Regions from separate parts of the Homo sapiens genome. Here region 2 is linked to region 1. A link is an interaction called in ENCODE POLR2A ChIA-PET data of the cell type or tissue named here. Cell type or tissue: HepG2. All regions are shown on one strand.

Region 1 (5,000 bases):
GTATCACTGCAAGACACCAAGAAGGTCATTCAAAGACATTCTTATCAATAGTTATTAACATATTGAATGAAACAGAATTGCACTGCAGGAGTCCAGCACTCATTAGTGGCCTGCTCTGCACATAAAAATTCACCCTGCCTTTTCAGGCTGAAGAGTACCTCGATTACATTATTTTTACCATTGAAAGTAATGGCAAAAACCGCAATTACTTTTGCACCAACCTAATAACTCCTGACTGCCCAGGTAACCTTCAAAACTCCCAGTCTTACTTCTTTGGATTTAACTATGTCTTTAAACATGGTATAAATAAGGCAAGTCCACTTTGTGGTGGTGGTGCAGGAAAATACAGTGGCCAGAAGACAAATAAGCAACAAATGAAATGGAGTACTACCGCACTTTACTTTCAGTCCTATGCTCCTTGAAAACAAATAAGGAATCAAATTGATCTATGACACTGATTTTCTTTCCTTCTTTTTTTTTTTTTTTTTTTCTGAGACAGAGTCTTGCTCTGTCACCCAGGCTGGAGTGCATTGGCGCGATCTCAGCTCACTGCAGCCTCCACCTCCCGGGTTCAAGCGATTCTCCTGCCTCAGCCTCCTGAGTAGCTGGGATTACAGGAGTGCGCCACCCCCAGCTAATTTTTTGTTGTTGTTGTTTTTGAGGCAGGGTCTCACTCTGTCGCCCCAGGCTGGAGTGCAGTGGCACGCGATCTTGGCTTACTGCAACCTCTGCCTCCCGAATTCAAACAATTCTCCCACCTCAACCTCCCGAGTAGCTGGGAGTACAGGCACGCCACCATGCCCGACTAATTTTTGTAATTTTTTTTTTTTAGTAGAGATGGGGTTTCACCATGTTGGCCAGGCTGGTCTCGAACTCCTGGCCTCAAGTGATCCATCCGCCTCGGCCTCCCAAAGTGCTGGGATTACAGGCATGAGCCACCGCACCCAGCCAACACTGACTTTCAAATATGATTGTGACTGACAGAAAAAGGTGCTTTTTTTTTTTTTTTTTTGAGACTGAGTTTCGCTCTTGTTTCCCAGGCTGGAGTGCAATGGCACAGTCTCGGCTCACTGCAACCTCCACCTCCCGGGTTCAAGCGATTCTCCTGCCTCAGCCTCCCAAGTAGCTGGGATTACAGGCTCCTGCCACCACGACCGGCTAATTTTTGTATTTTTAGTAGAGACGGGGTTTCACCACGTTGGCCAGGCTGGTCTCAAACTCCCAACCTCAGGTGATCTGCCCGCCTCGGGCTTCCAAAGTGCTGGGATTACAGGCATGAGCCACTGCACTGGCCGCTTTTTGTTTTGTTTTGTTTTGAGACAGGGTCTCACTCTGTTGCCCAAGCTGGAGTGCAGTGGCCTCATCATGGCTCATTGCAGCCTCAAGCAATCAAGCGAGCCTCCTACCCCAGCTTCCCGAGTAGTTGGGACTACAGGTAGGCACCACCACACCCGGCTAATTTTTTTGATTTTTAGTAGAGACGAGGTTTCACTATGTTGCCCAGGCTGGTCTCAAACTCCTGAGTTCAAGCAATCCTCCTGCCTCCGCTTCCCAAAGTGCTGGGATTGCAGGCATGAGTCACTGCACCCAGCTGAAAGATGCATTTTTGTATTGTAATCCGGTGTACACACACGCACACAAGCACACACACATAACTGAAGCAAACGTTTAATGAAGTAATACTTATCTTACTACCTGTGATGCATGTGGAAATTTCCCCATCTACTTTGTTACTATTATTTTGTATTGCAGCTTGTAACTAATGATGCCACAACCCACGTGACCTGCTACTGGATGGCAAGCAAGCCACAAGCCGGCCTAGGCCTGAGGTGATGTAGGCCCATTAGGGAACTCCTGCTAGGCAAATGGGAACCACGAAGGAAAGACCTCCATGGGCTTCCCTGAAGGCTGGTGTTTCAGTGAGTCCACCTGTGAACAAAAACTCCTTTTCTCCTCGCAGGATCACAGTTGTAAAAGTCAGCAAAATGTCAAGGGAACTCTCTTGAAGATTGCACATGTTTGTCTAAGTGCTTCTACATTTCCTCTGCCTGGAACATAAATGGAATAGAAATAACATTTGTTCAGGAACTGGAGTTGACCGGGAGTGGCTACACTTCACCCTCGTCTGTACCCCAGACCACAGTGGGGGCAGACACCAAAGTGCTGGGTACCCCTGCCTGTACCCGAGACCACAGTGGGGACAGACACCAAAGACCAGGGGCTGCTTGAGACCAGGGAGAGGAGAATTAGAAGACTCCTCAAATCAGCCCAGTCCCGTGAAAAGAGAGAGGAGAGGAGGGGAGGGGAGGGGAAGAGAGCGGAAGGGAGGGGAAGGGAGGGGAGTTACTACTGCTTAAACACAAGAATACCACCTCCCCTGGTGATATGGATAGTTTGGCTGTGTCCCCACCGAAATCTCATCTTGAATTGTAGTTCCCGTAATCCCCACTTATTGTGGGAGGGACCCAGTGGGAGGTAATTGAATTGTGGGGGTGGTTCCCCCATGCTGCTGTTCTTGTGATAGTGAGTTCTCATGAGATCTGATGGTTTTATAAGGGGCTTTTCTCCCTTTTGCTCCGCACTTGTCCTTGCTGCCATCACGTAAGAAAGACGGGTTTGCTTCCCCTTCTGCCATAATTGTAAGTTTCCTGAGGCCTCCCCAGCCTTGCGGGACTGTGAGTCAATTAAACCTCTTTCCTTTATAAATTACCCAGTCTCAGGTATGTCTTGTTAGCAATGTGAGAATGAACTAATACTCCTGCTATGACACCTGTCCCCCTCATCCTTTCTGGATGACACTGAGGACAAGGTCATGCCATCCCCACACCCATCACCCAGGAGAGCCAGTAGTAGATGCAGGGACATTTCCTGGCCAACAGGGTTAATGGGACAAAGATGGAGCTCTCCGGCTTCTGGAATCTGAAAAACTCATGTAATGTCACAAGCAGTTTCTGCCCTCTGGGGTGGAGATGGTGGGGCCTCCAAGAAAGACTGTACTTTGCTCTGTGAAGTTATCAGGCCCAGTGCAAATAGAAAGGCAGGGCCCACCCCTCACCCTTCGGGGGAAACCTGAACACAGTCTCAGAGCGGGGAGTGAAAAGTCTTGTTCCATCAAAGAAAAAGGAAGTATCTTTCCAGATAAAAACACTGGTCATACATGCAACAGTTAAAAAAGAAGGAGCATGCTGTACTTTTTTTTTTTTTTTTGAGACAGAGTCACTTTATCACCAGGCTGAGTGCAGTGGTGTAATCATGGCTCACTGCCACCTCAAATTCCTGGATTCAAGGGATCCTCCCGTCTCAGCCTTCTGAGTAGCTGGGACTACAGGTGCGTGCCACCATGCCTGGCTAATTTTTTTTTTTGTAGGGATGGGGTCTCACTATGTTGCCCAGGCTGGTCTCAAACTCCTGGGCTCAAGTGACCCTCCTGCCTCAGCCACCCAGTATCTGCTAGTCTCCCAGAAGTTGGGGCTTTTTGGAGAGAAATGTTACTTTAGTCTGTGTAATATTAGGCTAACTGGTGTCCCCAGAATTATTGTTTGTTCTTTTGGAGCTCTGAGCAGCAGTTTTTAGACAATGTGGAGCCAGGGCAAAGAAGGGACTGGAAGGCAGGCAGGCAGGTGGGCTGAGGACCTGGACTTGACTGCTCCTTTTGGCAGCTCCGATGGCCCACACAGTAGAACTATGTGTGACATCCTGTGGGGAATGCTGCTGAGGACAAAGCGGGCCACTGCCTGGAGAGTAGAGTTTCCCATGTGGGGTTGGTGAGGTGGGCTTTAGGCTGGGGGACAAAAAAATCCTCCCTGAGAGTTTGGCCTCAGAAACAGAGGGAGGCCTTAGCATTCCCAGGGCGTGTGGCTAGGGAGGGAAGTTAGGCCAGCTGCAGGGTCGCCTGAGGCGGTTGGGGGCTGACAGTTCTGCCAACAGCCCCATCCAGTGTTAGTCAGTGGCCTATTCACTTCCCTTCTATTATAACCAACCCTTTGGAAAAGTCTCATTCACTTCCCAGCCTGGTGTTCTCTTCTGGGCTGTGAAGAAAGGGTCTAAACCATCTTTGGGCCTGAGGATCAAAGAGGACTAGGGTTCCCTTCCTTGAGGTCAGGTTGAGGTTGGCAGAAGGGACAGCCAGCCAAGGACAGCTGTGCCCAGCAGATATTGTCCTCTAGAGGGCAGCACTGTGGTAGCCTAACAAAGATGGGTGGGTGTGGGGGCTGTTGACCTCAGGTTTGAAACCACCACAGAGGAGCCTCTCAGAAAGAGCCAGAGGGCTAAGGGGGAATATTTTCCAAAGATCAAGCTTCTGGGGAGTTGAATATTGTACGTTGAGTATTTGTATGGAAAACATTTTTTAAAGGAAAAATATGAACCTTTTGTCTTTATATTTTCTGTCCCCTTAACTTGAAAGAACCAATACAAAGAGGCCATAGCATTCCTATTGGCTAAATACAGTGTCCAGAAGCCTAGCCGGGGGCTAGTGGATTGCTCACCAGATTTCCCCCTCGAGTCTCTATTCCTTTTGACAGTTCTGAGAAGTAAAGGTTTTTATTTGTTTTTTAGAGACGGAGTCTCACTCTGTCGCCAAGGCTGGAATGCAGTACCGTGATTGTTAGCAGTGGTGAATCCGCCTGGGTCTGCAGCAGACTCGATCCTTGCCTCTGCAGAGGAAAGAATTTGTCCAAGGGGCATAAGGCAGAGTGAGAGACCTAGGCAAGTTTTAAAGCAGGAGTGAGAGTTTATTAAAAAGTTTTAGAGCAGGAACAAAAGGAAGTAAAGTAGACTTGGAAGAGGGCCAAGCAGGCAACTTGAGAGATTCAAGTGCATGGTGTGACCTTTGACTTGGGGTTTTCTATGTTGGCATGCTTCCGGAGTTGCATTACTTCTCCCCTGAGTCTTCCCTTGGGGTCAGCTGCCTGCATGCGCAGTGGCCTGCCAGCACTTGGGAGGGGCTGTACGCACAGTGCATTTACTGGAGTCGCATGCATGCTCACTTGAGGCATTTT
Region 2 (5,000 bases), 270 kb before region 1:
CTGTACAACAGTGTTCTTCAAGGATATTTGCAGATAAGTACCAATCTGTCACCAGTCTGCCATGAGATACATACAGAAATTGACAGTAAACATTTAGAAACTGTTACAGCAATTTGACATTGCTGTGAAATCATAGCACGTGATTTTGTGCCTTCAACTCCAGATAATCCTGTTGCCAAAGCAGCATATTTTGGAGTGGCATATTCTGATCTCCCTCAATGTGCAGCCAGTAATACCTTGTGCCTCAAGACCTGTGATCTGTTTTGTTTATTTGATGAGTTTGGTTTTGGATAATTTCTTAATTATATAAATAATGCATGTTTATTATAAATTTTAAAAATTCAGATGGATGAAAAGGAGAGACAGCTAAGCTCATTCATAATCCCATTACTTTTCACAATTCAGACTAAACTGCCCTTAATTTCTCTCTGCATACAGTATAGAAGTCCACCTCCCCCATACTCTTCCATAGGAGGGTTTCTTCTCCCTCTCCTTTCATTCCCTCAGAATGGAGCCAACTAGGAAAATTCACAATGTGTTCTTTGGGGGTTCTTGACAGCCCCAGAAGCACCCCAAGATGGGAAGCCAAAGAGAAGAGCAATAAAAGATGCCTTGTCAGTTTGTAGAATCATTATATTATCAAATAAAGTTTATCAAAGAATTGAGTCATCAACTTTGTTCAAAAGGTTCAAGGTTAGGATATCAGGATGGTATGTATTATGAATATGTGTATTTTAAATTTCGTTGAATAAAATTTGCATAAATAACAGTATTTTTAGTTTTTATTTCTATATCTCATGAAATTTAAAATTAGTAGATTGCTTCTTTTACTTTAATATCAATTAATATTATAAATAATCAAATAGCTTTAATAATAGAAAAATATTTTCACAGTGATGCCTCTCTTTCAGAGTAACCCTTCAAAGAATGTGCCTGTATATTTACTAAGTTGCACAGGTGGTTTTGTTTGATATCTGTGGTTATGAAGCATTGAATTAAAAAAAAACATATAATGGCTGAAAGATCCCATTTACAATAGCAACTAAAATATAACATGTACAGGGAAAAAGCCTAATAATAAATACTTTAAACCAATATAAAGAAAATCGTAAAACTATAACTTAGAGACATGAAAGGAAGTGGAGAGACATATCATGTTCATTGATGAGAATATTAGAAAATGTTAATTTCTAGAAGTTAACCTATACATTTACCATCTGAATCAAAATACAAAGATTTTTTATAGTTTGACAAAATGATTTTAAAAGTCAACTGGGAAGAAAAAAATCATAAGAAAATGTTGGTGAAGGCCAGTTGTGGTGGCTTGTGCCTGTAATCCCAGCACTTTGGGAGGCCGAGGTGAGCAGATCACTTGAGGTCAGGAGTTCGAGACCAGCCTGGCCAAGACGGTGAAATCCTGTCTCTACAAAAAAATACAAAAATTAGCTGGGCATGGTGGCAAGCACGTGTAGTCCCAGCTACTTGAGAGGCTGAGGCAGGAGACTCACTTGAACCTGGGAAGCAGAGGTTGCAGTGAGCTGAGATGGCGCCACTGCACTCCAGCCTGGGTGACAGAGCAAGACTCTGTCTAAAAAAAAAAAAAAAAAAAAAAAAAAAATTGGTGAAGAATAATGAGATTTTTTTTTGCCAAATATTAAAAGCTGCTACTACAGTATTTTATTTTGTCTGTCCATGTTTTTGTTTTTGTTTTGAGATGGAGTCTCGCTCTGTCAACTGGAGTGCAGTGGTGCAATCTCAGCTCACTGCAACCTCTGCTTCCCGGGTTCAGGTGATTCTCCTGCCTCAGCCTTCAGAGTAGCTAGGACTACAGGCGCAGGCCACCATGCCTGGCTAATTTTTTTGTATTTTTTTAGTAGAGACAGGGTTTCACCATGTTGGCCAGGCTGGTCGCGAACTCCTGGCCTCAAGCTATCCGCCCGCCTCGGCCTCCCAAAGCGCTGAGATTACAGGTGTGAGCCACTGTGTCCGGCCCTACAGTATTTTAAATGGTAACTTGATGCAAGAATAGGCAAGTCAGTGGAAGAAAGTAGAAACCTAAAAATACCCCCATGTGTGTATGCACATGTGTAGAGATTGTCATTTCAAGTACCAGTATTTCAGATATGACCAGACAAAATGGATTGATCCTTGCTGATAATTATAGCACAGGGCAGTAAATAATTTCCAAGTATTTCTCACGGACTGGTTCCCTCCTTAGTCTTTATACTTCTCACCACTTTGCTGCCTCCTCCCCAGGCTCCGTCTTTTCCCTCATCCCTTCTGGGTCCCTCCAGAAAGTCCTCTAGCTCTCAGAACATCTCCCAAATTCTTTTTGGAAACACCAGAGTCCATTGAGGCATTTTATTTGTAAGTATATATTACATCCCTAGAAAAAGAATTCCAGGATTTTCCCTCCTATATGTTTTCATCTTGCTTCTTCATGGTCCATAATGCCAGCTGAGGTCGTTAGTACAGTGAATCCAAACTGGTGGGATAGGAACAGGTTATTCTGCCATTTTACTAGATCTTTGGGTTGCACATCAAATCTGGGATCTGGGGCTGATCACTCCACACTTGTTTAACCTACCTCAGGTTCACAACAATTTTCCCAGCTCTATGATCATCAGTGATTTCAAATTCACCAATGTAACCATGCTTCATCATCACAGTTAGAAACTGGACAGTAACTTTGGAGCACAACCTAATAAGAACCTGGTGTTTGCCTCTTTTTGGTATTGTTGATGCTCTGGATAGCATCAGCCAGGACATTCATGCACACCATTATGGCAGCATGGAGAGATGGCAGAAAGAGCCTAAATTCTTATTGCTTCATTATGCAATCAGTTTAGCTCTCTCCTTTTCCTAACCCCTCTCTCATCTAAGTTGAATCGTGCTTACCCTCATATATCACAATTACAAAGGAAAACGCCTAAGCAAAACTGATTCCTTCGCTATGAGATGTTTTTTAGTCCTCATAGATCAACTAACCAGCTTAAACTACAGCCAGTTTTTAAAATAGCGTTTCTTTTCTCCCCACAGGACAAAGAAATGAAAAATATTTACTCTCTGTAGTAATCAAGGAAATGCAAATTAAAGCAATCATGAATGACTTTTTTCCTCTTATCTAATTGGCAAAGATGGAAAAAAAATAATCATTATCCTAGTAGAGCAAGGGACACATTCACACATGGTAGTGGGAGTATAAATTGTTAAACTGTTTCTGGTCTTGTGTATGTATCAAAAGTGTTATTGTAGGCCGGGCGCAGTGGCTCATGCCTGTAATCCCAGCACTTTGGGAGGCCAAGGCGGGCGGATCACGAGGTCAGGAGATCGAGACTATCCTGGCTAACACGGTGAAACCCCGTCTCTACTAAAACAAATACAAAAAATTAGCCGGGCGTGGTGGCGGGCGCCTGTAGTGCCAGCTACTTGGGAGGCTGGGGCAGGAGAATGGCATGAACCCAGGAGGCGGAGCTCGCAGTGAGCCGAGATGCACCACTGCACTCCAGCCTGGGCGACAGAGCAAGACTCCGTCTCAAAAAAAAAATGCTATTGTATATACCCCTTGTCCTAGCAACTCAGCTTGTAGGAATTTTACCATACAGATAATCAGAGTTGCTCACCAAGATGCATGATCACGTTCATCCAGGCTTTATTTCTGATGGTGGAAAATGAGTGCTGCCATACTAGGGAGTAGACTAGACCATTATAATAATGTTTATAGTAGACTAGGCAACTATAAACATTATTTTGGAGAAGAATCCTATTTGACATTGGAAAATGTTCCTTAGGTGTGAAATGGAAACTTGGTAAAGTTTTTAGAGCCTGTATAAATGTGAAAGTATTTTCATTCATTTATATAAAACCACACCGAGAATCAAATAATAGAATCAACTGTTCATTAGGTGTCTACAGTGTGTCTTCTGCTGAGTATTAGGTAGGGGTACATTGAAAGTATAAATATATTTTTTCTTGTTCTTTAGGACTTTACACTATCATGGAACTGTTGTAGGGCTTAAAGATGTGCATTTGTTCCTTGCACACCCAGTAGGTATAGCTATAATCAATGGGAAGAGCACAGGACATAGCTAGACAGAGATTTCGATCTTGTCCCTATCACATACTTGTCCACTCACTTAGACAAATTATTTGAAAATGATGCTGACCTCATGGGGTGGTTATAAGTATGAAGGGAGGCATAACAAGGACTGCTTCCTATGATGCCTCATGAATAGGAAGTATGTTAGTTCCTTTACTTTCCCTTCCAGAAGTTTCTATTTCCTCAGTATAATATCTGCAGCAGGTATATTGGGAAACTGAACTACTGAATGAATGAATGAATGAATGAGATACTGGATTTAAAAATATGTTATAAGCCTTAAAGCATTATGAAAATGTTAGCTGTTAATATTTGCATAGTTTCATTAATATGTATAATATGGCAAAATTCATGTATACATATATAGGTGTATGTGGGGGGAGGGGGAGGTGTTTGTATGTGCTAAATGTTATGGACCATATAGAGTTGTTATAGAATGAAAAGCAAAGGAAGGCATTAATATGGCTGGTAATCATTGAGGGGGCTTCCAGGGAAGGTAGGATTGGAATGAAACCTTGAATTAAGGTAGGTTTTGAAAATGAAAAGCAATATATACAAAAGTAAAAAAGAAAATGGTGTACTCAGGGAGTGATAATAAGACCATTCTGCCTAGAGAGGAAGATTTTCTTGAAACATCAGTGGACAAGGTAGGTAGAAGAGGCAAGGTGTGGCCAAGACAACAAGAGGCCTTACTTATCTAGTAAGAAATAGAAAACTACTGTAAGTTCTAAGACAATATCGTGACATTGCGTTACCAACACATCTATGTGTTACAATATGTTTGTAGCGATGAACTTTGGGAATGGCAGTGTAAACAAAAATAAATTTTATTTTATATATGTCATTGTTTTTTCCTTCCACAGTATATAGCCTGAATTTTCCATTTAGTGGTAATAACAAT

The links. ChIA-PET counts read pairs that join two places held together with the same protein. Peaks named below come from ENCODE experiments on the same cell type or tissue, not always from the same donor. Only the 100,000 strongest peaks of a DNase experiment are listed, where the experiment ranks them.
Region 2: POLR2A ChIA-PET joins it to region 1 with 8 read pairs; 2 of 35 experiments call an interaction of 5 or more read pairs at or near these places.

Annotation. Positions count from the first base shown.
Region 1 is chrX:41,480,623-41,485,622 of GRCh38, reverse strand. No RefSeq gene overlaps it. Among named protein-coding and RNA genes, the nearest start is that of CASK-AS1, 35 kb to the left of the region's middle. In HepG2, a CTCF peak has its summit at 4,176 (motif pointing right); DNase peaks (open chromatin) are centred at 2,942 and 4,172; H3K4me3 peaks cover 409 bases.
Region 2 is chrX:41,745,995-41,750,994 of GRCh38, reverse strand. All of the region lies in intron 3 of CASK (calcium/calmodulin dependent serine protein kinase), which reads left to right. It also overlaps the pseudogene RPS15AP39. Among named protein-coding and RNA genes, the nearest start is that of GPR82, 24 kb to the right of the region's middle. In HepG2, no CTCF peak of the experiment used is centred here; no DNase peak of the experiment used is centred here.